Linked DNA regions of Homo sapiens: region 2 is linked to region 1. The links are chromatin loops, found by intact Hi-C in ENCODE. Cell type or tissue: mammary epithelial cell. All regions are shown on one strand. Links, peaks and the distances in the headings refer to the core of each region. The heading gives the core; the rest is flanking DNA. Region 1 has its middle 64 kb from the start of TANC1. Region 2 overlaps LY75-CD302 (LY75-CD302 readthrough).

What was found. A loop is a pair of places that touch in the nucleus more often than their neighbours do. Peaks named below come from ENCODE experiments on the same cell type or tissue, not always from the same donor. Only the 100,000 strongest peaks of a DNase experiment are listed, where the experiment ranks them.
Region 2: it touches region 1 in a loop (21-fold over the local background); 14 of 110 quality-filtered maps call a loop at or near these places.

The regions. Positions count from the first base shown.
Region 1 is chr2:158,897,353-158,912,661 of GRCh38, forward strand. No RefSeq gene overlaps it. Among named protein-coding and RNA genes, the nearest start is that of TANC1, 64 kb to the right of the region's middle. In mammary epithelial cell, for the core only: a CTCF peak has its summit at 4,090 (motif pointing right); a DNase peak (open chromatin) is centred at 4,109.
Region 2 is chr2:159,799,737-159,815,045 of GRCh38, forward strand. LY75-CD302 (LY75-CD302 readthrough) reads right to left here. Exons shown (of 38, transcript NM_001198760.1): 32 at 10,790-10,939; 33 at 8,713-8,835. LY75 (lymphocyte antigen 75) reads right to left here. Exons shown (of 35, transcript NM_002349.4): 32 at 10,790-10,939; 33 at 8,713-8,835; 34 at 7,237-7,404; 35 at 3,619-5,486. The coding sequence ends at 5,308. LOC124906083 (a long non-coding RNA gene) reads left to right here. Exons shown (of 2, transcript XR_007087273.1): 2 at 1-516. Among named protein-coding and RNA genes, the nearest start is that of CD302, 9.2 kb to the left of the region's middle. In mammary epithelial cell, for the core only: a CTCF peak has its summit at 7,905 (motif pointing left); no DNase peak of the experiment used is centred there.

The DNA.
Region 1 (15,309 bases), core at 36-8,035:
ATCAAGGTGCTAGTAGATTTGGTTCTCTGCTGCCTTCTCATTGTGTCTTCACATGGCCTTTCTTCGGTGCGTGTACATGGAGAGAAAGCTCTGGTGTGTAGTACTCTTCTGATAAGGACACTATCCATGATGGGGGCTCCACCCACATCACCTCATCTAAACCTAATTACATCCAAGGGCCCCACCTCCAGATACACTTGACCCTTGAACAACATAGGTTTGAACTGGGCAGGTCCATATATACATAGATTTTCCTCCACCTCTACCTGAAACAGCAAGACCAACCACCCCCTTTTTCCATCTCCTGAGTTTACTTGATGTGAAGACCACAAGAATAAGACCTTTATGATGAACCACTTCCATTTATTTATTTATTTATTTATTTATTTATTTATTTATTAACACAGTCTCACTCTATCGCCCAGGCTGGAGTGCACTAGCGCCATCTCGGCTCACTGCAATCTCTGCCTCCTGGGTTCAAGCCATTCTCCTGCCTCAGCCTCCCGAGTAGCTGGGATTACAGGTGCATGCCACCACACCTGGCTAATTTTTGTATTTTTAGTACAGACGGGGTTTCACCACATTGGTCAGGCTGGCCTCCAACTCCTGACCTCGTGATTCACCCACCTCAGCTTCCCAAAGTGCTGGGATTACAGGTGTGAGCCACCGCACCTGGCCCCACTTCCATTTAATGAATGGTAAATATTTTTGTCTTCGTTATGATTTTCTTCTTCTTCTTCTTCTTTTTAATGTTTTATAGAGACAAAGCCTCACTATGTTGCCCAGGCTGGTCTTGGACTCCTGAGCTCAAGTGATCCTCCCATCTCAGTCTCCCAAAGTGTTGGGATTACAGGCATGACCGACTACACCTGGACCCTTATGATTTTCTTAATAATATTTTATTTTCTCTAGGTTACTTTATTGTTAAGAATACAGGATATGGTACACATAACACACAAAGTGTGTGTTAATTGACTATGTTATTGGTAAAGCTTCTGGTTAACAGTAGGCTACTAGTAGTTAAGTTTTCGGGGAATCGAAAGTTACACACAGTTTTTTTTTTTACTTTGTGGGGGATCAGTGCACCTAACTCTTGCATTGTTCAAGGGTCAACTGTACCATGACATTGAGGACTAGGACTCTAACATATGAAATTGGGGGGACATAAACATTCAGCACATAACACAGGTAAATAGCATCTTCTCAAAGCAATAGCAAGCTCAACTGAAATTATCAAATGATTGTTTACTGTTTGAAGACTCATTTCAAAAGCCTATCCTCTCTGTATTCACCAATACTAAACTATTATGAACTTTGTCCCATCTCAGTCAAGCCTGACATTGAAAGACCCACCTTAAACATAGACCCCAGAAACCTCATAAATATCCCCACCTCTGGCTTCCCTGCTATTAAGATTTCATCAAGATCGTAACCTCCACAGCAGCCAACAATATAATCGAGTCAATTTTTAAATTTTTTAATAAAAAAGTATACAGGACAAAAAGGGAAACATGTAATGGATTGATACCTTTAAAACACAATCATGTAAAAAAAAAAAAAAAAAAAAGGCAAGCCAGGCATTGTGGCTCACAGAGGTAATCCCATCACTTTAGGAGGTCGAGATGGAAGAATCACTTGAGCCCAGGAGTTGGAGAACAACCTGGGCAACATAGTGAGACCCCATCTCTAAAAAAAAAAAAAAATAGCTGGGTGTGGTGGTATGCCTCTGTAGTCCCAGCTACTCAGGAGGCTGAGGTGAAAGGATCACTTGAGCCCAGGAGGTCAAGGCTTCAGTGAGCAGTGATTACACCACTGCCTCCAGCCTGGGCAACAAAGCAAGACTCTGTCTCAAAAATAAAAAAAAAGAAGGCAAACACATACGTACATTTGGTCTGTTGCACTAATGAATAGGATTATGGTTTCTATTTTCAAGCCTTCTACAAATTTGTCAAGAACTGTGAAAATCAAACTTCTTCATTCATATTAAACAAATAATATTTTAATTACTTTAATTTTGAAAAGCACAAATAGTTAAGAAAAACACAAATAGTTAAGAAACACAAATAGTTAAGAAAAAACTTAAGCATCAAGGTGAGATTGATTCATAAAAATTCCATGTCAAAGTCAATCTGAGATTGTAATACAGTCCATGTAATTTCTTGAGGATGAATTATAGCAGTTTTCAAACATCTCTGCAGTGAAAAAAAAATTCCCTCAAGTATCCTCACCAGGAAATTCATGATAAATTTCTTCTGCATTTAGTTAAAACTTCTCAAGTTATTCTTTTGCAAAAATCAGAGAAAGTGGCTGAGTGATAGTAAATGTTCATCGTATTTGATCCTTTATTTTAGAATGAATGTCCAGTTCTTGCTGAAAATAACTCAGGCATTCAAAATTGTCTTTTTGATTTCTTCTGGCCATGTAAGGCCTGCATCTTTTGTTGTTTCTCCTGACATTTTTCTTTGAAATGTCCATTTCCTTATATTTTGTTTTTGCAGAGTTAATGGTCTTCTTGAAGTCTATGTACCCATCTGCAGTAAACAATTTCACTGTACACTGTTCTAGGTTGATTCTGGCTGTTTGTTAATATGTTTGTGAAGTCACGTAGAATGACAGAATTAAAGTTACCCAAGCTCTGTTTCTTTGTCTTTACTATCACTGTATTATCACTGATCATTTCAAATGTACACTTTAGACTCAGAAATACATGGTAGAACTGTGCCCAATCTGAGGTCTGATAGTTACAATTTATCATGAACTTACTCCTGAAACAAATGCTTGTAGCTGCATATGTCATAGGCCAACTGCGTAACTGGAAATTCTCCAAATTGACTTCCATGACGTAGAACAGAATGTTTGTGAAAGGATATATAATGAAAACGTGCTAATTGGAAGCATACATAGTTAAAAATGGAAAGAAAGCAAAGTCCTTGTTTAGAACTTAAATGAAAAATGTTCAGGGAGAATTAGTTTATCATTGCTGTTTAGAATCACTGTTTGATGGTGATAATAAAGCACAGGCCACCTTTTAGTTAGTTTTACTATTGTTTTTCAGTTTCCTTCAGGTAATGCCCACCTTAGTGCCTGCACAGGGAGGATGCTCCCATGGGCCTGCCCCCAGTCCCCCACCTCCTGAGGTCGCCCAGGAGGGAGACTCGGGTAAGACTGCAGCCACCCCTGCAGCAGGACTTCTTCCTTGTCCAGACCATCCCGGCCGGGCACGGTGGCTCGTGCCTGTAATCCCAGCACTTTGGGAGGCCGAGGTGGGCAGATCACTTGAGGTCAGAAGTTTCAGACCAGCCTGGCCTGGCCAACATGGTGAAACTGAAATACAAAAATTAGCTGGGCGTGATGGGGACAGCACCAGCCTGTAATCCCAGCTGCTCAGGAGGCTGAGGCACAAAGCTCGCTTGAACCCAGGAAGCAGAGGTTGCAGTGAGCCAAGATTGCGCCACTGCACTCCAGCCTGGGTGACACAGTGAGACTCTCTCAAAAAAAAAAAAGACAATCCCAATTATCTTCACATCTCCACCTCTCAGGCCAGGGGACTATGCCCAATTCAGGAGAATATACTAATTAATCTAAAATTTTGAGTTAATTTCTCCTTGCCTGTAATGGTTTAGGAGTGGGTATTTGTTGAAAATCTAGCCAAAGAAGTTTGAGGGAAGTCTAATTTGGGGGCTTCTAAATCCATCAATGCACTCCAGGCATTGTCTATAGCTAAACAAATAAGGTGTATGTTATATACATACATACATACATATATATGTATAAAACACATATATTGTATAACACATGTATATAGCACATATGTATATATACACACACAAAGATATATATCACCTTGTTTCTTATGTATGTGTATACTATTGAGATTAATAAAAATAAAAATACACGTTCACATAAATGAGGTACTAAATTCATAGAATCTTTTAGTCTTTATGTATTTTTCTCAATCAAAAGATACAAAAAGTACAAATACTATTACATGCAGGTTCATGTCTTACCCTTATGCTTAAAAGGAGTCCTCATTAGTGGACAGCATTCTATTTCTCTCTTTGTCATTAAATAGCCTATCATCGAATTTTTCTATCAACCACTAGAGGGTAGTATAGACCAGAAAAAAAGCCCAAGCATCCAGTTGGCGGCAGCACATTCCTGAGACTAAGTGCTGCAGTGATAAACAGCCATTTGGTTAGAATGACCAGTGTAGGCAAAACAATTTAGGCCCCACTTTATAAAAACTCAAAATAAAAATACCGTTACCGGCCAGGCGCGGTGGCTCACACCTGTAATCCCAGCACTTTGGGAGGCCGAGGCGGTTGGATCACGAGGTCAGGAAATCGAGACCATCCTGGCTAACACGGTGAAACTCCGTCTCTACTAAAAATACAAAAAAAATTACCCGGGCGAGGTGGCGGGCGCCTGTAGTTCCAGCTATTCGGGAGGCTGAAGCAGGAGAATGGCGTGAACCCGGGAGGCGGAGCTTGCAGTGAGCAGAGATTGTGCCACTGCACTCCAGCCTGGGCGACAGAGCCAGACTCCATCTCAAAAAAAAAAAAAAAATACCGTTACCAAATTCCATGAGAAATGTGTATATTTAACTGGTTAGACAAATTTAGACATGAAGTGCTCAGAGTGTAGGACTGGAGTGACTAGGTTTGAATGTTACCTCGACTCTTAACAGCCGTGTGACCATGGGAAAGTGTTTAACCTCTGTTTCAGCATCTGTAAAATAATGGTAATAACAGTATCTATGATCATTCAATTAGAACAGTGACTGCATAGCACATAGTGAGCATGCTCCAAATTTGGGCAGATTTACTTTTCTTGGCCTCAGTTTTCTCATCTGTAAAGTGGAGCTAGCAATATTAGTCCCATGGTTGAAGAGTAAATGCACATAAGCAATTAGCACAATGCTTGACACTTGGTAAAATATATGCTTTTGTTAGTACTATTTTAATATTCTTTTTATAATTACTAATGATATTATTGTTAGACTTGGAATAAAAACTTGGCACTGGTATTTTGTCATTGATTGTTTACCTTAAGGCACATTTGAGAAACAGCGGCCCTATGGGGTGGCTCATGCCTGTAATCCCAGCACTTTGGGAGGCCAGGGCAGTTGGATTACTTGAGGTCAGGAGTTCGAGACCAGCCTGGCCAACTTAGCGAAACCCTATCTCTACTAAAAATACAAAAATTAGCCGAGTGTGGTGGCGTGTGTCTATAATTCCAGCTACTTGGTAGGCTGAGGCAGGAGAATCGCTTGAATCTGGGAGGCGGAGGTTTCTATGAGCTGAGATCGCACCACTGCACTCCAGACTGGGTGACAGAGTAAGACTTTGTCTCAAAAAAAAAAAGGAGAGAGAGAGAGAAATGGCAACATGGAATTGCATTTTCTGGTTCTTCCCAAAGCTGGCAAGGCTCCTGGCCACATACTGCTCACCACAGTTTTAAAGCTTTGCCTCTACCTGAAAACCAAACTGGATATGCAGTTAAGTGGAGAATTTAATCTTCCTTTAAAGACAATGCAAACAATTGGTGCCCCTTTAAAACTCGCTTTCTTGTTGAAAGTGAATATTTCTTTTGGATCATTCAAAAACTTCAAGTTTCTTCTGTGATTGTGTACAAGGTGTCATCCCTTGTTTATTTCTGGATAGACTTCCACAGATTAAAGCTAGCATCTGTATTCTCCCTAAGCTGGTCTCTGCTGCCAGGGCCTTACTTGTTGTTGAGCAAGGATGGTTTGGCACTGACGGTCCGATTTACATCCTCCTATCTCCATGAAGAAGCTTATCCTAGCCTGGGCAATGTAGTGAGACCTCATCTGTACTCAAAATAAAATAAAATAAATTTAGCCGGACATGGTGGCTTATGCCTATAGTCCCAGCTATTTGGGAGGCTGAGACAGGAGGATTGCTTGAGCCCAGGAGGTCGAGGCTGCAGTGAGCCATGATAGCACCACTGCACTCCAGCCTGGGTAACAGAATGAGACTCTATCTCTAAAACAAAAAAAAAAACTTACCTTTAAAAAATCATACCTACTTCAAAATGATATAAAAACGTCATCAATCATTTTATGTGTTTTGCTATACCTGCCAAGAAGAGTTCGATGGTGTTGAACTGTTGCTTAGCATTTAGTCTCTTTTGGTAATAAAAAAATTAATACTGGCCACAAAACAAATTGATTTCATGAGCTTATTGACAGCCCTGGGGAATTTAGAGTTTGCCATAGTGAGCCAAGAGGGCCAAGCTGCTTCTGCTTGACCTACAAATCCTACAGTTGCCAGCCAATCTAGTCAATTCTTGGCGATGGATTGATTTCCCCATCAGTTTTCTTCAATCTCGCCTCAGACCTCAGAACTTCCTATTCCACTGGACACCATTGCTGCTCAAATAAATCCCATTATAGACAGAGCCCCAGTGTGTCATATCACCAAAAGACAGAGCAAATGGCTGGTTGGACTACTGTAAGCCCTGGATCACTTCCAGAATACAGGTTCCACCATGCGAGCCAACGAATCTGTTTTCCCAGTCATCTGTTTTCACCAAGTCAAGAGTTCAAAAGACTTGTCCAATAAGTCAGAACTTCTGTAGCTGGATGACTGGTGTTCCAGTGTGATCATCATGTCTGCCCTTTAAATGTAAAAACTGAAGCACTTTGTGAAACCTGAAAACAGTTTAAGACATTAAAAAGTCCTCCCCCCTCATCTAAAAGAAAAAGGAATTTTCATGCACTGTAGAAACCATTCAGAGGCAAAACATCACATCCCAGTGAATATAATAGGGTCTTGCAGCCCCCTCTTATTTGAACACAACCCTCATTGACTTAAAAGTGACATTTCCAAACTGGCTGCAAGAATGATTTGTCCCCCAGACAAAGCAGGCTGCATTTGTTCTGCTAGAATGGCTGCTCTTCTTTGTCTCTGGATAATTTGATACAGCATACATTCATTCATTCAAGGGTGACTCTTATTTGAAAAATTTCTCAATGAGACCATTTAAAAAATGGTTTTTAATCCAGAGCTTTCATGACTAACTCTAAGGCTTCTTTCAGCCTTCAGCCTTGTCCCTGTTAGTTTCATAGAACTGGCAAAAATTGATCTTTTGAAATAAAATTTTTTACAGTAAATATCAACCTAAAAGTGATCATTTTTTCTGAAAACTTTGGACTAAGAATGTGCAGCTTCTCTACAATTTTTAACTGGAAATTCTCTAATCACTTCAAGATTTTTTTTTCTAGTTAAAATGGCAGGTTAAGGGAAGGGAAGTGACTTAAATGAAGTCTGGTGCCTTCTACATGCCTGGGGCCATTTCAAGAGGAGTAACAAATCTTTAAGTGTTTAAAAACAGTGCAGTGGAAACCAGAGCTGCAGGTAATATTTTCTCTTCTAGGAAAAGCTCTCCATCACAGGCCAGACTCCTTGCTACCCACCTTCTCCAGTCCCATGCACTTCCTGGCCCCTTAGGTCAGAATTCCTATAAATTTCAGGGCCTGCCATTTTCCCAGGGCAGAGGTGAGGACTGGGGGAAGAGGTGACTCCAAAATCACAACTTCATTAACTAAAACAAAGCAGACATGCAGGGTTGACATTTGGGGCCTATGAATCTTCTTCATGATGGTTCCCATGTCTCTTTAAATAAACAATGTGGAAAGAAAAATATGACAGTCTCTTTTTGCAGCAGTTCTGAAAATAACTTGTGCAGGAGAGGTGAACCAGTGGCATGTGCCTGAGCAGAGCCCCCTGGCTTCACTTTCGCAGTCACCTCTTCCTAAAAAAAAAAACAAGCAACTCACAGGATACTGCAATACCTGTGTGTACATTATAAAAGCCAAAATGAAAAGGTGTCTTTAATGCTAAAGGTAAGATGGCAAGTTACATTTAGAACTGACCAGAAGGCGGTCTGATTAGTGGTTGTTTTTTTACCTCCAACTTCTGTTTTTAGTGTATAAATAGAGTTTAAAAGAATAATCAGTACTTAAAGTCAGTGTAGCCCTTTAAGACATAAATAACTGAGAAATAATGAGATTGTTAAATATCAAAGAGGTTACTACTACACCCTAAATTTCCCCTTGAGTGAGAAGTGAATGATCAAATTCAGAAACACTTCATTAGATAGAACTAAATGCTATCCTTCACCTTGCTAATCTCCTCCTGAGATTTTGCTCTTCACTTGAGCAAATTAACTGAGGGTGAACGATGATCAAAGGAAAAACTTATGAGGAGCAAACTCCATAAATTGCTGGTGAGACTGAAACATAGATCAGAAAAATCTCTCTTTAGTTAGATAAAGATGAGAAATAAAAGGCACAGATATACGCATGAGATATCCGCTATAAAACAAATAGAAGGAAAACAGAAACAGGAAGGTTTGTAGAGAGGTTAAGAACATCACAAAAAGCAGAGGGCTTTGCAGGGCTCCGCAGCTTCTTATAGCCCTCTTTGTGTTCCTTTCTTGGCAGGTAGATCCTGAATTATGAAGAGTTTCTGATTTGGAGGCTTCCATACCCACCCCTCCCTCTACACACACTCCATACCACACACATCCCAGTTTTTCTAATATTTATAAATAGAATTTGCACAAGCCCCTTGAGTGGAGTTGAAATAAACAGAGGAAGTTTACATACGAGTTCAGAAAGGCCATGGTTCCATGGTTTAAGAAACAGTCATCGGAACTGGGCTTGTGGCCCATGCCTGTAGTCCTAGATAGTCGAGAGGCTGAGGTGGAAGGATCTCTTGAGCCCCAGAGGTTGAGGCTGGTGAGCCAGGATCGTACCACTGCACTCAAGCCTGGGCAACAGAGCAAGAAACTGTCTCAAAAAAAAATAAAAGTGCACACTTCGCCAAAGAAAAGATATGAACAACAAATAAGCACATGAAAAGATTCTCAACATCATTAGTCACTGGGAAACTGCAAATTAAAATTAGAATGGCTCAAATTTAAAAACCTGATAGTACCAACTGCTCGAGAGGATGCAGGGCAACTGGAATTTGCATTGCTGGTGGGAATGCAAATGGTACAGCCACTTTGGTAACAGAAAGAGTTTCTCATAAAGTTTAACATCCATTTACCGTATCACCCAGCAATCCCATGCCTATGTAGTTAGCCAAGAGAAAGAAAGACATATGTCAACTCCACCCCCAACAAACCAGTAAACTTGTATGCTTATAGCAGCTTTAATCATGGTTGCCAAAAACTGATGATTTGGGTAGATAAACAGTTTGTTGCTGGAATACTACTTAGCAATAAAGAGGAATGAACTACTGATACATGCAACAACATGATAATTTCAAATGCATTCTGCTAAGTGAAAGAAACCAGACTACATAGTGTACGATTCCATTTATGTGACGCTGTGAATAGGGTAATACTATAGGGACAAAAGTAGACCCATGTGAGTAGAGAAATGTTTGCCTACAAAGGGACTCACACACAATGATGTGCCATTTGTTAAATATTATAGCATTGTACTCCTTCAAAGGGTGAATTTTACTGTATGTAAATTGTAACTCAACAAACTGACTTATAAAAAATTATAATACGGGCCAGGTGCGGTGGATCATGCCTGTAATCCTAGCACTGTGGGAGGCCGAGGACAGCGGATCACCTGAGGTCAGGAGTTCAAGACCAGCCTGGCCAACATGGTGAAACCCCGTCTCTACCAAAAATACAAAAATTACCCGGTGTGGTGGCACATGCCTGTAGTCCCAGCTACTCAGGAGGCTGAAGCAGGAGAATTGCTTGAACCCAGGAAGCGGAGGTTGCAGTGAGCCGAGATCATGTCACTGCACTCCAGCCTGGGCGACAGAGCAAGTCTCCGTTCCAAAAAATAAAAAATTATAATATACTGAGCTCAGTGGTGTAGTCTCAGCTACTCAAGAAGCTGAGGCAGGAGGATTGCTTGAGCCTCATGTGTTAAGGTTCAGCCTGGGCAAAATAGTGGGACCTCATCATTAAAAAAAAAAAAAAATTAATTATAATAATAAAAAGGAGGGGAACCTGGTCAAACTACTGGGTTGGAAAGTCACTCTGGTTGTTGTGTGGCAAAAGGACTGGAGCAGCAAAAGCAGGAACAGTCTTGAAGCTGTTTCAGTGGTCCTGGTCAGACATCTTTCCTGAGAGCCAGTCCCAGGGTGGTGGGGGTAAAGATGGAGAAAAGCAGGCCACCAGAAACATATTTTGGACGGATAACTGGAAGATTTGCTGATGGACTGGAGGTGAGTCAGAAAAGACCTAGAGTTGTCAAAAGAGACCCCAAGAATTTTTTTTTAATTTCCTGTGCCATTTGAGGTGGTTGTAGAGCAAAGAGCCTCAAAGGGTTCTATTCCTAACTCCACTGTGAATTACCTACAGAAACCTCCTAACCTGCAGAATTATATGCATACATTAGCAGCATCTCTAAATATGTACTAAGGACTGGAATAGTAATGTAAACGCTGGAGAACATGAGACAGAATTATCTTCTTGCTTGTACTAGAAACTGAAGAATAAAGAACTAATCTAGTCAAGATCTCAAGCAAGAAGAGCTACTCTGAAAGAAGATACTGCCCGTCAGAAGAGTAATGGCAAAAATGTGAAACTCTGTTATTTGTATTTTCTGGTTAACATAAAAAGTCCTGACAAACAAAGGGGATGAAAAATATTGGCTAAAATGTATCCAATGTATTAAATAAAATAAATAATAAGAATTTCTTTGTGTTTTTTTTAAGTCTATAAAGTCCATTTCCTATGCTCATTCATGCATTATTTACCTTGGCTGACTGTGGACTGAGAAGTGATTGCCTATTAGCCTAGCTTGGATGTTCCTGGCTCCGCCATTAACATGCTTTCCCCACCTAGGATTTAACCATCTAGAACAGGACAGTTGCCTTTGGTCACTTCAGGGTCATTTGGTCAAAGTGGTGAAACCCAATCTTGGAATGTCATGTGAAGTCTGACAGGCAATCCTTCCGGGCTTGTGCTTGTGAAATTCTCTTGTGATGGAGCTGAAGTAGGGCTGGGCATGGTGGCCCACACCTGTAATCCCAGCACTTTGGGAGGCCAAGGTGGGCAGATTGCTTGAGCCCAGGAGTTCAAGACCAGTGTGGGCAACATAGCTAAACCCTGTCTCTACAAAAAAACACAAAAATTAGCCAGGCACAGTGGCACATGCCTGTAGTCCCAACTACTCAGGAGGCTGAGGTGGGAGGATTGCTTGAGCTTGAGCCAGTGGGATCAAGACTGCAGTGAGCCATGATCACGCCGCTGCACTCTAGCCTGGGTAACACAGCAACACCCTGTCTCAATCAATCAATCAATGCAATCATAGAGCCCAAACCTACTATATACAACTCTTTCTTTTATTTTACATATATACAAATATATTCAGATTACAAAAGTAACACTCAAAGGCTATAAAACACTTTTAAAAAATACCTCCCCAATTCCATTTCCCAAATATCCAGTTAGCTTTTTGTCATATATTCCTCCAGATTGTTTTCTGCATAACTACATGTTTAAGAGTATTACTTATATCAAGATAATTTACAGAAATTCAAACTAAGATATATACACTGGATATTAATACTTCAACCCTGATTAGGAAGAGAAAATTATCAAAGAAGATATATCTAAGTATCTCTAAAGGATATGTCTAAATAATTCATTAACCTTTAAAGTATTAACCTAGGATTGTTTCCTTGATAGCTATTAAGACAGTGTAATAGGCCAAGCGCAGTGGCTCATACCTGTAATCCCAGCATTTTGGGAAGCCAAGGCAGGCAGATCACTTGAGGTCATGAGTTCGAGACCAGCCTGGCCAACAGGGTGAAACCTTGTCTCTACTAAAAATATAAAAATTTAGCCGAGTATGGTGGCATGTGCCTGTAATCCCAGCTACTTGGGAGGCTGAGGCAGGAGAATTGCTTGAACTCGGGAGGCAGAGGTTGCAGTGAGCCAAGGTTGTGTCACTGCACTCCAACCTGGGCAACAAACCGAGACTCTGTCTCCAAAAAAAAAGACAGTGTAATAGAAAAGTCATATAAAAGAGTAAAATTAAATTACAGAATTATCTGATTCTATATAAACATTATTAGCAACAATATTTCAAAAAGTTAATACATTTAAAACATTTAGAAATGTTTTGATCTGATAGAAATGCTTTCTAAATAATATAATAAAACATATGCCTTAATGTAAGTAGGTATTTGAATTGTTTGAGTATTTGAATTAAGGGAAAATCATGATTAATAACTAGTAGGTGGGCTGGGCTCAGTGGCTCACACTTGTAATACTAGCACTTTGGGAGGTCAAGGCAGGAGGATCACTTGAGCCCAGAAGTTTGAGACCAGCCTGGGCAACATAGAAATACCTTATCACTAAAAAAAAAATTTTAAATTCGTCAGGTATGGCAGCATGGACCTGTAGTCCTAGCTACTTGGGAGGCTGAGGTGGGTGGATCACTTGAGCCCAGGAATTTGAGGCTGCAGTAAACTATGATTGTGCCACTGCACTCTAACCTGGGCAACACTGTCTAAATAAATAAATAAAACCAGCAGGCAATTCACTCCTGGGCATGGTGGCTCATGCCTGTAATCCCAGCACTTTGGGAGGCTGAAGTGGGCGGATCACCTGAGGTCAGGAGTTCAAGACCAGCCTGACTAACATGGAGAAAACTGTTTCTACTAAAAACACAAAATTAGCCGGGCATCGTGGTGCATGCTTGTAATCCCAGATACTCAAGAGGCTGAGGCAGGAGAATTGCTTGAACCCAGGAGGTGGAGGTTGCAGTGAGCTGAGATCACGCCATTCCACTCCAGCCTGGGCAACAAGAGTGAAACTCCGTCTCAAAACAAACAAACAAAAACTAGAAGGCAATTAACATCAAGATATCTAGTTTGTTTAGGTCCAACCTTATTCAAGAAAGATTAAGGAAACCTTCAACCTAGAAAACATAAGGAGACCCTGTCTCTACAAATAATTTAAAAATTGGCCAGGTGTGGTGGCATGTGCCTGTGGTCCCAGCTACTCATGAGGCTGACGCAGGAGGATCACCTGAGCTCCAGAGGTTGAGACTGCAGTGAGCCATGATCACACCACTGTACTCCAGCCTGGGTGACAGCGAGATCCTGTCTCCAAAAATAAAGAAAGAAAGAAAGAAAGAAAGAAAAGAAACCATTACTCTTAATGTGTTTTCTATCACCTTATACACAACTTCTTCTGGTCATAAAAATATTTTGGGCAGTCAAAAAATACCCAGACATGGTTTGAAAGATCAATTAATACTACAACACTTATAATAAACAAAAAACTATGACAGCAATAGAAAAAAAACAGCAATATTTGACCCCAGAATTAGACTCCCCAAAGGCAGAGACAACTTTTAACTCAGCTGTTTTTCCCTTTACATTTAACTCTTTATTTTTAGTAATAAGTTTATGCTACTATTTATTGTATTTATTGATTAAACGATTTTAGACATTGCAGTGGACTGACTGTGTGTGTCCCCCACAAAGTTTATATGTTGAAAACCTAACCCTCAATGTGATGGTAATCAGGTCACAAGGGTAAGCCCTCATGAATAAAATTACGGCCCTTGTAAAAGGGACCCCAGAGAGCTCTTAACCCACTTCCACCATGTGAAGACACAAGAAACTGCCAGTCTGCAACCCAGAAGAGGACCTTCACCAGAACCCAACCATGCTGGCACGCTAATCTCAGACTTCCAGCCTCCAGAACTGTGAGAAATAAATGTTAGTTGTTTAAGCCATCTTTTTTTTTTTTGGGAAGTGGGGACAGCCTCACTCTGTCACCCAGGAGTCTGGAGTGCAATGGCATGATCACGGCCCACTATATCCTTGACTTCCCAGGCTCAAGCGATCCTCCTGCCTCAGCCTCTTACGCAGCTGTGCACCACCACACCCGGCTAATTTTTTAAAATATTTTGTAGAGACAGGGTCTCCCTTGCCCAAGCTGGTCTCGAAATCGTGGGCTCAAGCGATCCTCCCACCTTGGCCTCCCAAACTGCTAGGATTACAAGCCTAAACCACTGTGCCCGTCCCGCTCTGTCTATGGTACTCTATTGCTTTTTCATAGTCTTCTAGAACAACCATATGGTATTCTATTACAGCAGCCTGAACAACAGATTCAGACAGACCTTATTAACTTACTTCCTACTACAGAAGATAAGGATTTAGCACCCTCTCACTACCACTCCTCCTACCCAACCCTCCACACATATTTCTCCCACCCTGTGTGTTTTAATCACAATTTTGTATTAATTGAATATCCAAGGTTTAAATATAAGGATGCTGCAAATATTGCTCATAAATAAGCAATATCATTTTTACATTTTCTTTTCTAGACAAATTGTTTTTTTGTTTTTCCTGGAATTAAATACTGCTTACTTATTCGTCTTGTTTTGTTTTTTTTTTGTATGTGTGAGTGGACTTTCAAAAATATATATACATTTTCTTATGCTTCCCCAATTCTCTTCCAGACAACATGGTCAAGCACCTCAAGTATTCTAGCAGGTTTTGGTTTTTTGTTTCTTCTTTTTGATGGAGACAACTCTCCTAGATTCTTCTGTCCTTCTGTTGCTGTTTGTAGTGACTGATCTCTAGAGTTGCAACATTTTGTCATCCTAGGATATCTCTTCACCATCACTATAGAAATTTAATTTGCCTCTTTCTTTTGTTGTAATTCCTGTTTCCAAACTCAGAGCTTCCTCTTTCTTCATTTATTCCCCTCTTTTAGTGACACACATTCCTGAAGCTTCGTGGGGAAAAAAAGAAAAAAAAAGATGCAAAGCAAAGTTTTTGAGATTTTACCCGTCTGAAAACAACTTTTTTGCTATGCTCATATTTGGTAGTTTGGCTGGCAAAGAATTGGATTGGAAAGATTTTTTTCTCAGACCTTTTTTTTTTTTTGAGACAGAGTCTCACTCTAACTCAGGCTGGAGGGCAGTGGCGCAATTTTGGCTCACCACAACTTCTGCCGTCTGGGTTCAAGCTATTCTCATGCCTCACCCACCTGAGTAGCTGGGATTACAGGCATGCACCAGCACACCCAGATAAATTTTGTATTTTTAGTAGAGACTGGGTTTTACCATGTTGGCCAGGCTGGTCTTGGACTCCTGGCCTCAAGTGATCCACCCACCTTGGCCTCACAAAGTGCTGGAATTACAGCTGTGAGCCACCGGGCCTGGCTTTTTCTCAGAAGTTTGAAGGCATTGCAATATTATCTCTTAGCTCCCCGCATTGTTGTTGAGAGTCCTGTGCCATTCTATTCCCTGGTAACCTCTGTTTTTCTCTCTGGATGCTTTTG
Region 2 (15,309 bases), core at 3,903-11,902, 910 kb after region 1:
GCCACAAAAAGACATGGAAGAACTTTAAATATGTATTGCTAAGAGAAAGAAGCCAATCTGAAAAGACTGCATACTATATGATTCCAACTATATGACATTTTAGACAAGGCAAAACTATGGAGACAGTAAAAAGATAAATGGTTGCCAGGGGTTGGGGTGGGAAGAAGGAGGGGATGAATAGATGGAACACAGAGGATTTTTAGAGCCATGAAATTATTCTGTAGGATACTGTAATGGTAGATGTGTATCACTATACATGTGTCAAAACCCATAGAATGCACAAAACGAAGATGAACCCTAGTGTGGACAATGGACTTTAGTTAATAATGTGTCAATATTGGCTCATCCACTGTAACAAATGTACCTGCTAATGCAAGATGTTAATAATTGGGGAAACTGGGGTATGTGTAAGGAGGTACATGGGAGCTCTGTACCTTCTGCTACATTTTTTGTATACATCTAAAACTGCTCAAAAATTAGTCTATTTTTAAAAAAATAAAATCTGACCCTTTCCAACTCTTTCTAACCCTTTCCACACTTCTGATAATCCAGAGTGGTTACACCAAGGAAATTTGACCCAAGGGGTCTATAAGGAGAGTCATAGAGTGTTAGAAGTGGTACTAGTAAGGAAATTGAGTGACCCAAAGAAGGGATGTGATTCCCCCGTGGGCTCACAGAGAATGCCAACAAATGAACCAGAGCCCAGCTCCTCTGCTGGACTCTCCCACCTATTCCAGGTTCTGCCCCTTTGCCAAAGTATTAAGGTCTTGCTTAACTTATTTACTTCCATTTTTCTTCTCAGGCTGCCAATACTGAGTTTATTATATACCAAACTCCAGACCAGAGCAAATCCTTCCAAAGATACTCTATATTGGAATATTGACACATCTTGATTCTGGACCCTTTTGCCCTCCTAACTACAGAAGTAAAATGAACAGTTCTAAGCAATCATGTAATTGTGAAAGTTATCTCTTCCACCCCCACCTCAGGCACCAAAGTATATTTTATCAATGTGGTTTTGTGTTAAGCTACTTTTCAAATATTTTTATATTTACAATAGAATTGACATCCTAATGAATCAATCTAATTAAGGCAAAACCCATTTTAACACTGTCATTTTAAGTCATTTGTACTAAAGAAAATTATATTATTTTATTGTTAACTCTGGTGCACACTGCCTCATTTTTGATGCTAATCTGATGAAATAGACTACTTATTGCCTGTATGTGGGTACTGTTATATTTCGCTCTCCCATTTACTCTCCAGTTACACCTCATACCCTTAATTTTCCTTCACTCTGTCTCCAACTTACATCCTCTTTTGGCTCATGCCAGACTTCAGTCCCTTGCCTGCATTTTTCTCAGCCTTTTATTTCTCCCTTCTCCACCCAGCCGAAATACCACATCCTCTGTCCCCTTGTTCCCCTGGTGTGCTCACCTGGCCAACTCGGAATCTGTGGTCTCCGCTTTCTTCTTCATGCTTTTTTTTTTTTTTAGACGGAGTCTCACTCTGTCCCCCAGGCTGGAGTGCAGTCGCGCTATCTCAGCTCACCTCAACCTCCACTTTATAGGTTCAAGCAATTCTCCTGCCTCAGCCTCCCGAGTAGCTAGGATTACAGGCGTGTATCACCACACCTGGCTAAGTTTTTTCTATTTTTAGTAGAGGTGGGGTTTCACCATGTTGGCCAGGCTGGTCTTGAACTCCTGACCTCAAGTGATCTGCCCGCCTTGGCCTCCCAAAGTGCTGGGATTACAGGCATGAGCCACCTCGCCTGGCCCGTGCTCTCTTTTTCCTCAACTTTACTGAAGTTAACTGAGGACAGGTGGAGGAAATCAATCAGTTCTCCCGATGGCTGTCACTATAAACAATATGGCTTTTAATTTCATCTGGGCCTTCTATGCCTCTTCTGCAATCCTTGTATTTGATTTTACCTTAGTCACTGTCCTCTCCTATTTCTCTCATTGAGTCTTTCAAATTTATTACTCTTTTCAAGCTAAGATCCCAGGCTGGGTATGGTGGCTCACACCTGTAATCCCAACACTTGGGAGGCTGAAGTGGGAGGATCACTTGAGCCCAGGAGTTTGAGAGCAGCCTAGGTAACATTGAAATCACCTGTCTCTAGGGAAAAAAAAAAGTTAATGTTGGAGGTCGAGACTGCAGTGAGCTAGAGTTGCACCACTGCATTCCAGCCTGGGCAACTGAGACAGACCCTGTCTCTAAAAAATTAAAAAACTTTTTAAAAGACCCCATCTGCTACCCATCTTTCTCAGCAGACCTTGCCTTCTAGTACACAAGAAAACAGGTGCCATTACATATAGACAAACATCTTCAAATGCTTATCTGCAGTTCTTCTCTTGTGGTCTCAGAGAGGAAGGCATGCTTCTCCAGCCCACCCAAACCAGTTCCTCTTTCTGCTTAGGACTGCCCCTCTCATTTTATCTTCTCCAAGATCTTCCATTAATGATTCCCTCTCCCCACTGCATCATCAACTTCTCTCTGTCCATTATTTTTGTTTTTGTTTTTGTTTTTTTCATCTCAGCTTCTAAACTTGTGAACCTCTTTCTCTCCCCTTTAGAAAAAAACCCTTTTTCAACCCTTCTTTCCCCTCTGGCTATGGCCCAGCCCCTTTCCTTTCTGTCTCCATCATACTTCTCGAAATCTCATGTTCCTCATCTCCTAATTTCCCTTTCAATTTTTTTTTTTTTTTTTTTTTTTTTTTTGAGACAGAGTCTTGCTCTGTCACCCAGGCTGGAATGCAATGGTACGATCTCAGCTCACTGCAGCCTCTGCCTCCTGGGTTCAAGAGAGTCTCCCGCCTCAGCTTCCCAAGTAGCTGGGATTACAAGCATGCACCACCACACCGGGCTAATTTTTTTTTTTTTTTTTTTTTTTTTTTGTATTTTTAGTAGAGATGGGGTTTCACCATTTGGCCAGGCTGGTCTCAAACTCCTGACCTCAGGTGATCCACCCACCTCGGATTCCCAAAGTGCTGGGATTACAGGCACGAGATGCCACACCTGGCCTTCCCTTTCACTTTTAAACTCACTTCCATCTGGATTCTGGCTTCACTACTCTGCTACATTTGCATTGGCTAAGATGGTCATTGGTTTCCTAATTCCGAGAATCCAGTTTTATCTGACTTTGCCTTTCCAGTATTCAGCAATTGGATCAATATCGACTTGTTTTTCAAAACAGGGTCTTGCTCTGTCACCCAGACTGGAGTTCAGTGGCACGTTCATAGCTCACTGTAGCCTCAAACTCCTGGGCTCATGGGATCCTCCTGCCTTGGCTTCTTGAGTAGCTGGCACTACACATGGGTGCCACCACACCTGGCTAATTATTTTATTTTTTTTTAGAAATGGGGTCTTGCTTTGTTGCCCATGCTGAACTTGAATTCCTGGGCTCAAATGATCCCCCTGCCTTGGCCTCCCAAAGTGTCAAGAGGGATTACGGGTGTGAGCCACTACCCGCCTATTTATTCTCTAAAAAATGCACACAAAATCTCTTAGCAAATGCCTCGCTTTACAATAGGTGGTCAATTTATTTCTTGTACTATATGCCTAACATAAAAAACCCAATCTAGAGATTTTTTTTTTCAAGAAGGATCAACTCCAGCACTTTTACTTTTACTTAAAAGATAAAACAACTTTATTATGACATCACCATTATATACAGCTGTGCTTTTCACATCAAGTTGGCTTAGTTCTTGGAGGAAAGTCTTAGTGACTAAAATTGTACACAGATCACAGGACAAGAGAACTAGTCTAACAAATTCAATAAGAAATCAGGACAACTGTAGACTATATAAAAACTGTCTTAGAAAATTATTTACAACTTTATCATAGTGTAAATACTCTAAATGTAAAATAAATCTATGGATTTTATACAAAAATAAAGTACAAATGTAAGTTAAATGCCGAATAAAACATTTTCACCTTTTCCAGTGGATGCTATTACTAAGACTATAATCTAGGTGTCAAAACTTAAAGTGATAACCACAAAGCAATGTTTTCTTAATCACTCATAATTTTACATTTGTTAGTAGTCATCACAAGGTTTAGAGTTCCACTGAAAAAGTCTCATTTTTACAAATGCAACTCATACACTTTCCTTCATGGACCCTTTCTCTGTTTAACACATGTTAAAAAAGTAAAACAAAATTCTTAGTCAAAAGTTGACATGCTATGTGAAGCATATAAATTGTAAAATTATCAGTCTTAAATACCTAGTTGATTCTCTTTACAAAAGAAACAGTCATGTAATACATCAGAAAATGCAAAGCACACTGCTACAAGGTACCTACTCAATCTAAAAATAATGTTCCCACACTTGGGAAAATGTTAAGCACTAAATCTTTAAAAGTCATTGTTTTATAAACAATTATAAACAGAAAAAAACTCTTCATATTTACATAATAATGGTATGAAATAACTTTGGAATAATATAAGAAACATCTTGCCAAGAGGAATCATTTTGCTATATAAAAAGTAAGCAGAGGCCAGGCGCGGTGGCTCATGCCTGTAATCCCAGCACTTTGGGAGGCCGAGGCGGGAGGATCACCTGCGGTCACGAGTTCGAGACCAGCCTGGCCAACATGGTGAAACCCCATCTCTACTAAAAATACAAAAATTAGCCGGGCATGGTGGCAGTTGCCTGTAATCCCAGCTACTCAGGAGGCTGAGGCAGGAGAATCGCTTGAACCTGGGAGGCGGAGATTTGCAGTGAGCCGAGATCACGCCATTGTACTCCAGCCTGGGCAACAGAGAGAGACTCAGTCTCAAAAAAATAAAAATTAAAAAGTAAGCATGTCTTATTGTTTATTTTTCCCCAGTGCTAAAAATGACTATTTTGAAACAATGCTGATAGAGTTTACAGTTCAATTTTTACTTTGAGGTACTAATTTTGCATTTGGCCGGATGCTCTTAAAAATTAAAAAGTAGACATGTCACCTAGTAATATGCCTATTTTAATTTTCTAAGAAGTTTTGTTAAAAATTCTATTAAAATATACATATCCTAGTTACCAATCACATTCATACAGAGAAAATGAACATTAAACATATTACTGTACAAACAATTTGGACTTCAGTTCCAGCTTTGGAGTCCCCTCCATTCTATTAATTAGGGTGATAAACATGGCATTTAGCAGGGAATTAACTGTGGATACCAGCACATGCCTAAGATCTAAACAACTGAAAAAGTATTTAAGAGTTCTACTTTGGAGCAGAGTAAATACTGACACTGGGACATTTTAAGTGACTAATTTCTCATAACACATTAGTGCAAATTAGAAAACTTTTAGAAGAATTTAGTCATGGAAAGAAGGAAGCATAATCTCATCTTCATTCACTCCTTGTGCATATCGAACTGATGAGAAACCCGCCAGGTGCAAACGGTGCCTTTGGAAGAGGAACCAAATCAGTCCGCCCATGAGAACTAAGATACTTAGTGTGGCAACTATGATAGCTATTGCTGTGTAATCAGGGCCTGGAACAGGAAAAGGTTTGATGTTGGAGGAGAGAATACAAAAGTGATCATTATTGATTTTATACATTATGGGTTGTGTCACACATGTAAACCTGTAAGCTGTATACAGACATAATAAATCTGATTGTTTCATAGCGCTAACATAGAATTCAAACTCATCGTCAGATCAAAAGAAACACTTAAGTGATTTCTTTTCAAATGTAAGTGTTTTCCTATTCATTCAAATCCTCTTCATTGTGATAGGAATTTTCTTCCAAAGACATTAATGCGCTATGATTATTCTCACATTCCCCCTTCCTAACACCAATTTGGGAACATCACTACTTGTATATTATCCTACTTTGATAGCAAATTGCTAAAAGCTATAAATTTTTGTTTTTGACTTACCTGGGGCTAAATAAAGTGTTATTTGCTTCAAAATGATTTAAGTCTCTCAGATGAGTTCATTTAGTGCAGCTGCTGTTCCAAGACCCTTATCTGCATACTGCCCAGATGGATTCGCTCTGTTCCATGACTTTAAATACCATTGCTATGCACACTACACATCTCGTCCCTCTATGGATAACTCAAAATGGCCAACGTAGAACTTTTGATTTGCAACACCCTAACTCTGCTCCCACCCAACCCCCCAAATCTTCCAGTTGCTTTCCATTCCACTCAGAATAAAACCAGAACTCAAGCCTTGCTTCCAAAGCTCTGTATGTCTAGCACCTGCCTACCTTTCAGTTCTTCCCTGAGCGCTCAGCCAACTTGTTCTGCCTTAGGCTCTTTGCTCCAACTGGTACCTCTGTCTGTTATGCCCTTTCCCTTGAAGTTTGCTTGGCTTGATTTTTTAGATCTTAGCTTCGGTGTCTCCTGCTTCTAGGCTTCTTCCCTGGTTTCCTAATCTAGAGTAGCTATCCACTGAGTCTCCATCACATAGAGTTTATAACTATTTGATATTTTCCTCTCTTTAAAAAATTGACCTGTTTACTTATCTTTCTTCACCAGATTGTAATCTCTGTGAGAACAGGTACCTTATCTGTCTTGTTCTCAGGTGCATCCCAGTGTGCAAAACAGGGCATGGCATATAGTAGACACTCTATTTACTGTCTCAGTGTGTGTATACATGGATACTGATTACCTAGAATTGAGGTTTTATCTTTAATATTTATATACAAGAAGCAAAAGTTTTATGCAAGATCTTTAAAAATGTTACTGTGAAAAATTTGGAGCTCTTTCTCCAGAAATGAAGTTAATATAACATTTTAATGGTAATTTTATGTATCAATTCATAATGAAATGTAAGTTCAAATTATGATTTTTTATAGATACCCTGAATGTTTTCAATAACTAAATCCAGTTTTGCATTGTTTTAAAATTAACCATGAGTTTTATGGGATTAGGAAGAAAGGAAGCAAATTAACTGCAGAAATAGACCTTTAAGCTTTTATATAATCAAACTATAGAATAAAATACATCTCAAGAACATTTTAAAAGAAATTACTTCCCTAATACCCTGGCAACTTCTGTTTTTCTTAGGAAAGAATTATATAAAATGTAGACTGGAGTCCTGGACATCTTGTGCAGTTATCGTCCCTTGTAATCTATTTTTCAGGGGGAAATCTCTATGACTTAATCAAGATAGTTGGATATACTTTAAGGACTAAATACTTCAAGACTAAATACAGAATTTTGTACATAATTGGATTGTACATTTATTTCCTGACTGTTCTGCAAAAAGTCTCCTAAGGACAGGTTCCATACTTACCCAGAGGCACTTTGCAGACAACTCTTCCAAAACCATGTTCACATTCAACTTTTTTCCAAGTTTCATTTGAAGCTATCAACATGCTACATCTTCCAACACCACTCTTACTTTTATTTTCCCATTTGACAAATGTCACTTCTGATCCATCTAACCAACTCCAAGACTGGTCTGAAGAAAGAAATTAAATACAACTATGTCTACTGCCACTAAACTAGTAAGTTACAAGCATGGGTTCATGTAACTCATCAGAACTGTGCTGTCCAATATGAGAGCCACTTGTTAAAATAAAATGCATTAAAAATGAAAAAAATAAAATCAGTTCTTCAGTTGCACTAGTCACATTTCAAGTGCTCAAGAGCCACATGTGGCCAGTGACTACTATATTGGACAGTGCAGATATAGAACATTTCTGTCTTTGTAGAAAGTTCTATTGGACAACACAGATAGAGAATGTGGTGTTTCCGTTAAAGTGCAGAATGCTTGCACATTTATTTTGTGAGGGAGAGATTTCTAAGGACCCATATCCTTCCCCTACTCTAATTGTAAAAAGTCATATCATTAAAGATATGCTGGTGGAAGAGGAAGGGTGCAGGAATCTCCATCCCCACCTTTCTCCCACACCACCACCAGGACTCCATTTTTGCTTTCCAGCTGAAGTGGCACCACCTTGTGGTGACAGTGTAAACACGATTTAGGATTCATTTAGATGGACAACTTGGAATCCTTTTATTTTTTGACAAGTACTTAACATTTTAAAATTCACATTTTAATAATTTAAAATTCAACTTTGCATAAAATGTGAAAAACCTTATCTTCTGTCATATTTGTACTCTTATTTCTACCAATTCCAAGTTCACCTAAACCCTGTATCTACTATTTCGTATTAAAAAATCCTTCCACAAATTTTCTTTGAATCAATTATCTGCAATTTTATAGGTTGGCGCAAAAGTAATGGCAAAAGCTGCAATTACTTTCACACCAACCTAACACTAAGACAGTTTTTAAAGATTACTATTAAGACATAATTTTAACCAGTGGTAAAAATATTCTTAGAGAGAAGGGAATAACAAGAAGATAACTTTCTGAATAACGAAGTTATAAGCTGCAAATCCATGCGGTGACAGGCACTAGAACTCTAAGAGAAGGCAGGCATGGGTTCCTTGTGGGGACACAGACATTCCTGTGGAGAAGAAAATGTCCTGATGTTGATCCAAGGATCCCAGAAATAAGCCTCTAGAAAGATTCCACTTTATTTAACAGGATTTTCTGTGTCATTAGTGGTTTCCGTCATTGCTAAGTTAACTCATGGATTCATTCAAAATTTATAACCATCCAGAACAGCCAGCGACCTAGCTTATTTATCCAGAAGAGGCATCTGAATTAGCCACTACTTAACATTCTTTAGCAAGGACGACTTGTTATTTAGGATGAGTTAGAACTCTCTTTGCACACTACACATACAATTATTTCACTTACCAACAGAATGTTGAGATAATCCAAGCCAAACTCTCATGGTAATGTTATTATTTTCCCTCATCAGTCTGCTCACAAATTTATTCTCATCTTCATCTTTTATGGAAACGATAGTTGCAGAGTGATCTGTTGAAAGAAAACACATTCTCAATTAGCTTTATGGAAACTAGAGAAGTAGTTTATTCTCAACTAGCCATTTGAAAAATACATATATTATTAACAAGATCATTGATAAATTCAAGCCTTACACAGAGACAGTTTTTAAAAACTGGTATTTAGGTCAAAATTTTATAAGTACTTCAAAAAAATTACTTCCAAACACGTATAAAGAAATTTTGTGTTTCTTCAAAATATTTATCTGGCAATATTTTTTTGGCCCTGGAACTGCCTACCCCTGAGACCTCTCTGACTGTTCAGATGAGAAAAGAGAAAGAGTTGTGTAACCTCCCAATGCCACTTAGCTAGGATATGTGGGAACTGGGATTTGAACCCAGACCCTCATGCCTCCAAGTCTTAAGTGCTTAACCTACATATTAGTTTTACAGTAAACCATTCTGTTTTCTCCTTTAGGAGAAAAAGGTTTATGACTTTCAAAACATACATATATCTTACAACAGTTTCCATCATGTGTATTCAGGTATAAAACCGAATGGTTCCCACACAAAAGTTCCCGGTAACTACAAGATTTTTCAATCAGTCAAGTGTCTCCACAACGGTTATCAGAATAAATTAGATAAATGCCATCCATCTACCTGGCTAATTTGCTACCCAAGGAAGCAGGTAAACAAGTTTTGGTCTTTGAAATACTCTAGGTAGTTCCCCTAGAAGTCATTTTACAGTTTGACTATGGATCAAATTTGTCACGGGAAAGAGCCAATCATTGCTACTCTTTCTAAAATAGCTAAATCTGAAGGCAAAAAGCACTGCCCTTTATGGTGGTCAGAGGATGTGGCCAATCCTATTGCAGAACGGATGGACAACCATACTACTTTGATTTGTTACCCTGGTGAGGCTAAGCTTATGTATTAATAACTAAGCAATGGAACAACTATAATTTTTATTTACTACTTAGCTAACTTTACAAAAATTTTACCTCTTAATTCCTTTTTCTAAGCATATCTAGCTATAGGTAAAACCGTTTCCAATCATTTGTCAGTATTTTTACTTAGCAGTTCACTTAGCCACTTTTATTTTATTATTTTACATTTATTATTATTTTTATTATTTATTTTATTTATTTATTTATTTTTGAGATGGAGTCTTGCTCTGTCGCCCAGGCTGGAGCGCAGTGGCACAGTCTTGGCTCACTGCAACCTCCACCTCCCTGGTTCATGTGATTCTCCTGCCTCAGCTTCCCAAGTAGCTGGGATTACAGGTGCACGCCACCACGCCCAGCTAAGTTTTGTATTTTTAGTAGAGACGAGGGCTCGCCATGTTGGTCACGCTAGTCTTTAATGGCTAACCTCAAGTGATCCTCCCACCTCGGCCTCCCAAAGTGCTGGGATTATAGGCGTGAGCCACCGCACCCAGCCACCACTTTAAAATTCTACTTCTTCCAACTTATTATTTTCCATGTACTTATTATTAACATTGATAATTTTTTTTTGAGATAGAGTCTTGCTCTGTCACCCAGGCTGGAGTGCAGTGGTGCCATCTCAGCTCACTGCAACCTCCGCCTCCTGGGTTCAAGCGATTCTCCTGCCTCAGCCTCCCGAGTAGCTGGGACTACAGGTGTGTGCGACCACACCCAGCTAATTTTTGTATTTTTAGTAGAGATAGGGTTTCACCATGTTGGCCAGGATGGTCTTGATCTCTTGACCTCATGATCTGCCCGCCTTGGCCTCCCAAAGTGCTGGGATTACAGGCGTTTTTAATGGCTATTCCAATATTTCATTGAGTTCCTATGTCATCAGATACTTAACCATTTCCCTACCACTGGGCAATTAGTTTATAGCGCTATTAGAAATGGAAAGTGCTTTAAAAATATTTTCAAAAATACAATCATTGCTTCAAATTATATCCTTAAGAAACATTTCTAAAAATTATTGAGTCATAAGAAAATCAACAAATTTTAACTCACCATGTTTTGAACACAATTTTTTGGCCTCTGAAAAACTGTGCAATGCCTGATCAGACTTGTAACAGTGACCCTTGTACTGGATCCACCGTGACCCATTCTCTTTTGCTGCTGGACATCTTGATGAATATGTAAGACGGGACAGCTTTTTAGCTATAAAAATGTTAGACACAGTTGTAACAATGCATGGAAAAAAAAGACTGCCTTTCAAAATCTACTTCAATGTCCCTGATTGGAACTGTTGCGTTTGTGGTTGAGTAGCATTTAACTCATACCAGAGAAAGCCACAGCCCACACTCTATAAATACATATTTTAATTAACTTTTTGGAATACCGTTTAAAAAACCTAGGTGATAGAAGTGGAAAGTGCCTTAGCTTTCTAAGACTGATTTGGACTAAAGTAGAAACAATGAGAAAGACAGACTAGAAAAAGAAGTAAAGACAGGCCAGGCAGACCTGAAAGTACTCTGAAATAATAATTAAAATTATTTCTTTCTTTGGATTCCTTTTTTTGTTTATTATTATTTTTTTTAGTAGAGACGAAGTTTCACCATGCTGGCCAGGCTGGTTTCAAACTCCTCACCTCAAGTGATTTGCCTGCCTCAGGCTCCCAAAGTGCTGGGATTACAGGCGTGACCCCACAGCGCCTAGCCCGTTGGATTCCTTTTTATTTTGATAATCTAAATAAATCTAGTTTTACTTAGTCATAAGAAGAACTATTTTTTAAAAATAGCTAATTTGTTTTACAAAGCATAATACATCAGCACCGCAACATCACTCAAACAAAAAAAGACTAGGAGTGGCTTCTTAGCTCTTAAAAATGCCCCTGGTTTCCATTTAAATTGATTTTTAATTGTGCTGAGTAACAGAAGCAGCCTGAGGAATGCAGCTTGTGCCCTTTAACACCTGTTTTTAATTCCAACCGAAGAGCATATGAAAACTGGAAAGTAAATTGTCAATGTCGTATTAGTGCGGTACAGCTTATCTGAATCAAATATCTGACCTGGTACCAGTCAGTAATCTCAACCCAAACTATTGTTTTGTAATGCATTCTGTATGATCTTTATGTCCTTCAGTAAGTAAAGGCTTTTTCTGTTTTTTTCTCCAAATCTCCACTTGGCAGAGTCCTTATTTGTGGTCTCTGTGATTAGAGAGGAATGGCGGCTACTGTGAGACTCTTTAGTGGCCCTTAGTTCCTTCTGCTGCTTCTCTATCTTCTGTTAGAAACCAGACTTGATCTTTTTGAACTTCGGTTATTTGATTGGCTTTTGCCTCCATTCTTCTCACTAACACACCAATTTGAGTACTAAGTCTTCAGTTCAGCAGTTGGACTCCTGGGTAAGTTTCCCAGCTGCTGCAGATCAAAATGCATTTGCCAAATTCATCTATACAATCTATAAAACTTCTCACAACTCCTCATCAATGCTGCTGTTGAAAAGAAATGTTACTAGTAAGTTCTTGTTTTTACCACCTTATGAAAATAGTTGGTTGGGCAAAGGTATATTGCTGATTACTCATTGTTGCACTGGGCTCAATTGTTAATGCAAAACTTGTTGAACATTGATTATTATGGCATCATTAGGATAGGGAACTTTTCTGAATGGTTTGACCTTTTTTTTTTTAACATTACTTCTTGCACTGGCAACATAAGGAACTGCCTTATCTTTGGTCTATTTGTTTCTAGTATAGTCTGCAACTGGGGTCTCTTAGGCTGCGTACATTTTTTTTTCTTCTTGTTCTTCATGAAGTTTTGCTTCCAACTCTTTTTTTTTTTTTTTCTGTAAGGGCTTGCATCGTGGTAAGTGTGTTACATTCCTGTTCAAGAAGATCCATTTTTTTTAATTGTGGTAAAATACACATAACATAAAATTTACCATCTTAACCATTTTGGTTTTGTTTTGTTTTTAGAGACAGGGTCTTATTCTGTCACCCAGGTTGGAATGCAGTAGTGCAATCATAGCTCACTGCAGTCTCAAACTCTTGGGTGCAATAGATCCTCCTGCCTCAGTTTCCCAAGTAGCTGGGATTACAGGCATGTACTACTGTGTCCAGCTAATTTTTACACGTTTTTGTAGAGACGGAGTCTTACTGTGTTGCCCAGGCTGGTCTTGAACTCCTGGGCTCAAGCCACCCACCTGTCTCAGCCCCCCAAAGTGCTGAGATTACAAGCATGAACCACCACATCTGGCCTTAACCATTTTTAAGTGTACAGTCCCGTGGTGCTAAATGAATTCACTCTGTTGTACAACTATCACCACCACCCATCTCTAAAATTTTTTATCTTGCAAAACTGAAACTCTATACCCACTAAACAATAACTCCCCATATTCCCCTCCATCTAGTCCCTGGTAACTGCCATTCCACTTCCTGTCTCTATGAATTTGACAACTCTGGGTACTACCTCATATAAATGGAATCATAGAGTATTTGTCTTTTTGTGACTGGCTTATTTCACTTAGCATACTGTCTTCAGGGTTCATCTGTGTTGCAGCATGCATCAGCATTTCCTTCCTTTTTAAGGCTTCTTATCCATTCGTCCATCCATGGACACTTGGGTTGCTTTCATCTTTTGGCTATTATGAATTATGCTGCTATGACATGGTTGTACAAACACCTGTTTGAATCCCTGCTTTCAGTTGTTTTGAGTATATACCTGAAGTGCTGGATCACATAGTAATCTTATGTACATGTTTTTGAAGAATTGCCACACCATTTTGCACAGTGGTTACACTGTTTTATATTCCTACCAGCAGTGCATAAGGGTTCCATTTTCTCCACATCTTCACTAATGCCTGTTATTCTCTGTTTTGTTTTTTTTTTTTTTGAAGATCCAGTTTTTAAAGTTAGCCCTTGTATTCGTTTCCTTGGGCTGCCATAATAAATTCCACAAAATTGGTGGCTTAAAACAACAGAAATGTATGCTCTCACAGTTCTGGAGGCTAGAAGTCTGAATTGAAGAGGGTGTTAGGATTGGTTTTCATTGGAGGCTGTATTGGAGAATCTGTCTCGTGCCTCCCTCTCATCTTCTGGTGGTTGCCGACAGTCCTTGGTTTATCACTCTGTCACTGCAATCTCAGCCTTTGTCATCACGTGGACTTTTTCCCTCTGTGTGTCTGTATCTCCCTCTTATAAGGACACTAGTCATTGGATTTAGGGCCCACCATTATCCAATATGTCCTCACCTCAACTACCTAGATCTGTAAAGACTATTTCTCAGTAAAGTCACATTCTAAGGTTCTGACTGGACGGGAATCTTTGGGGAGGAGGCACTCTTCAACCTGGTAGAGCACAGAACTTATGTCTGGCCATCTTATCATTCTCTATCCTATAAAGCCTGTTTCTCTATTTCTGCATGCCTTATTTCTCATGTATTCCAATTGTTTTTCTAAAGAGTTACATTTGTTTTCTGTGCCTAACAACTGAGAAGTCAGTTCTTGATTGTACCTTGATTCCTCATCCTTTATATCATTCTCCCTTTCTTTTATTAACCTGCTTCTCTAAAGTTTTCACATTTTCTTCGGCCTGAATCTGTTCAACCAAATGTTGAATCTGCCGTTCAAGATTCTTCAGAGCAGAAAACATGGTGAGCATTGAGAACCAGAGTCTTCGGAAACCAATGCCACCACCCCCCAGCCTGTCCTGCAGGCCTCTGCAGTCCCCGGTAGTTTGTTTTTTTGTGGTCTTCCTCAAGGTTCATGCTTTATCCACCAGGGGTGACCCTAAGTCCAGCCTCTAATGGAAGAGGCTCTTCCCTTAAACTTTAAGGATCATATAAATTTGGAAAATGCTTGGTTACACAAAGTTAAACAGACTTCATTATTACAGAAACTCTCTTAGAACCTTTGGCCAGGCGTAGTAGCTCACACCTATACTCTCAGCACTTTGGGAGGCTGAAACAGGAGGATTGTTTGAGCCTAGGATCCTAGTTCAAGACCAGCTTGAACAGCATTGTGAGACCCTAACTCTACAAAATATTTTAAATATTAGCTGGGTGTGGTGGCATGTGTATGTGGTCCCAGCTACTCAGGAGGCTGAGTTGGGAGGACTGCTTGAGCCTAGGAGGTCAAGGCTGCAGTGAGCCATGTTCATGCCACTGCACTCCAGTCTGGGCAACAGAGCTGAAACCCTGTCAAAAAAAAAAAAAGAAAAAGAAAAGATAAGAAAAGAAAAAAGAAAAGAAAAGAAAGGAAAAGAAAAGAAAAGAAAAGAAACTCTCTTAGAAACTTTAATACGGTAAATCACATGAGGTGTTCCCCAAATTTATATGTTGTGGGACCCTTTTTTGAAATAAGCATCTCAGCCTTTGAAAAACATTGCTAAGTGAAATTAGAATTCACAAATTCTAGGGTAGAATTTACCTGGTGACAGAACAAATGAAAGTCATTGGGAATAAATTCCCTGAGTGCTTATACTGTATTTGTTTCCATTTACAAAGTATCAAAATTATTTTCACAAAAATTATTTGTGAATACATCTTTTTTTTTTTTTTTTTTTTTGAGACGGAGTCTTGCTCTGTCTCCCAG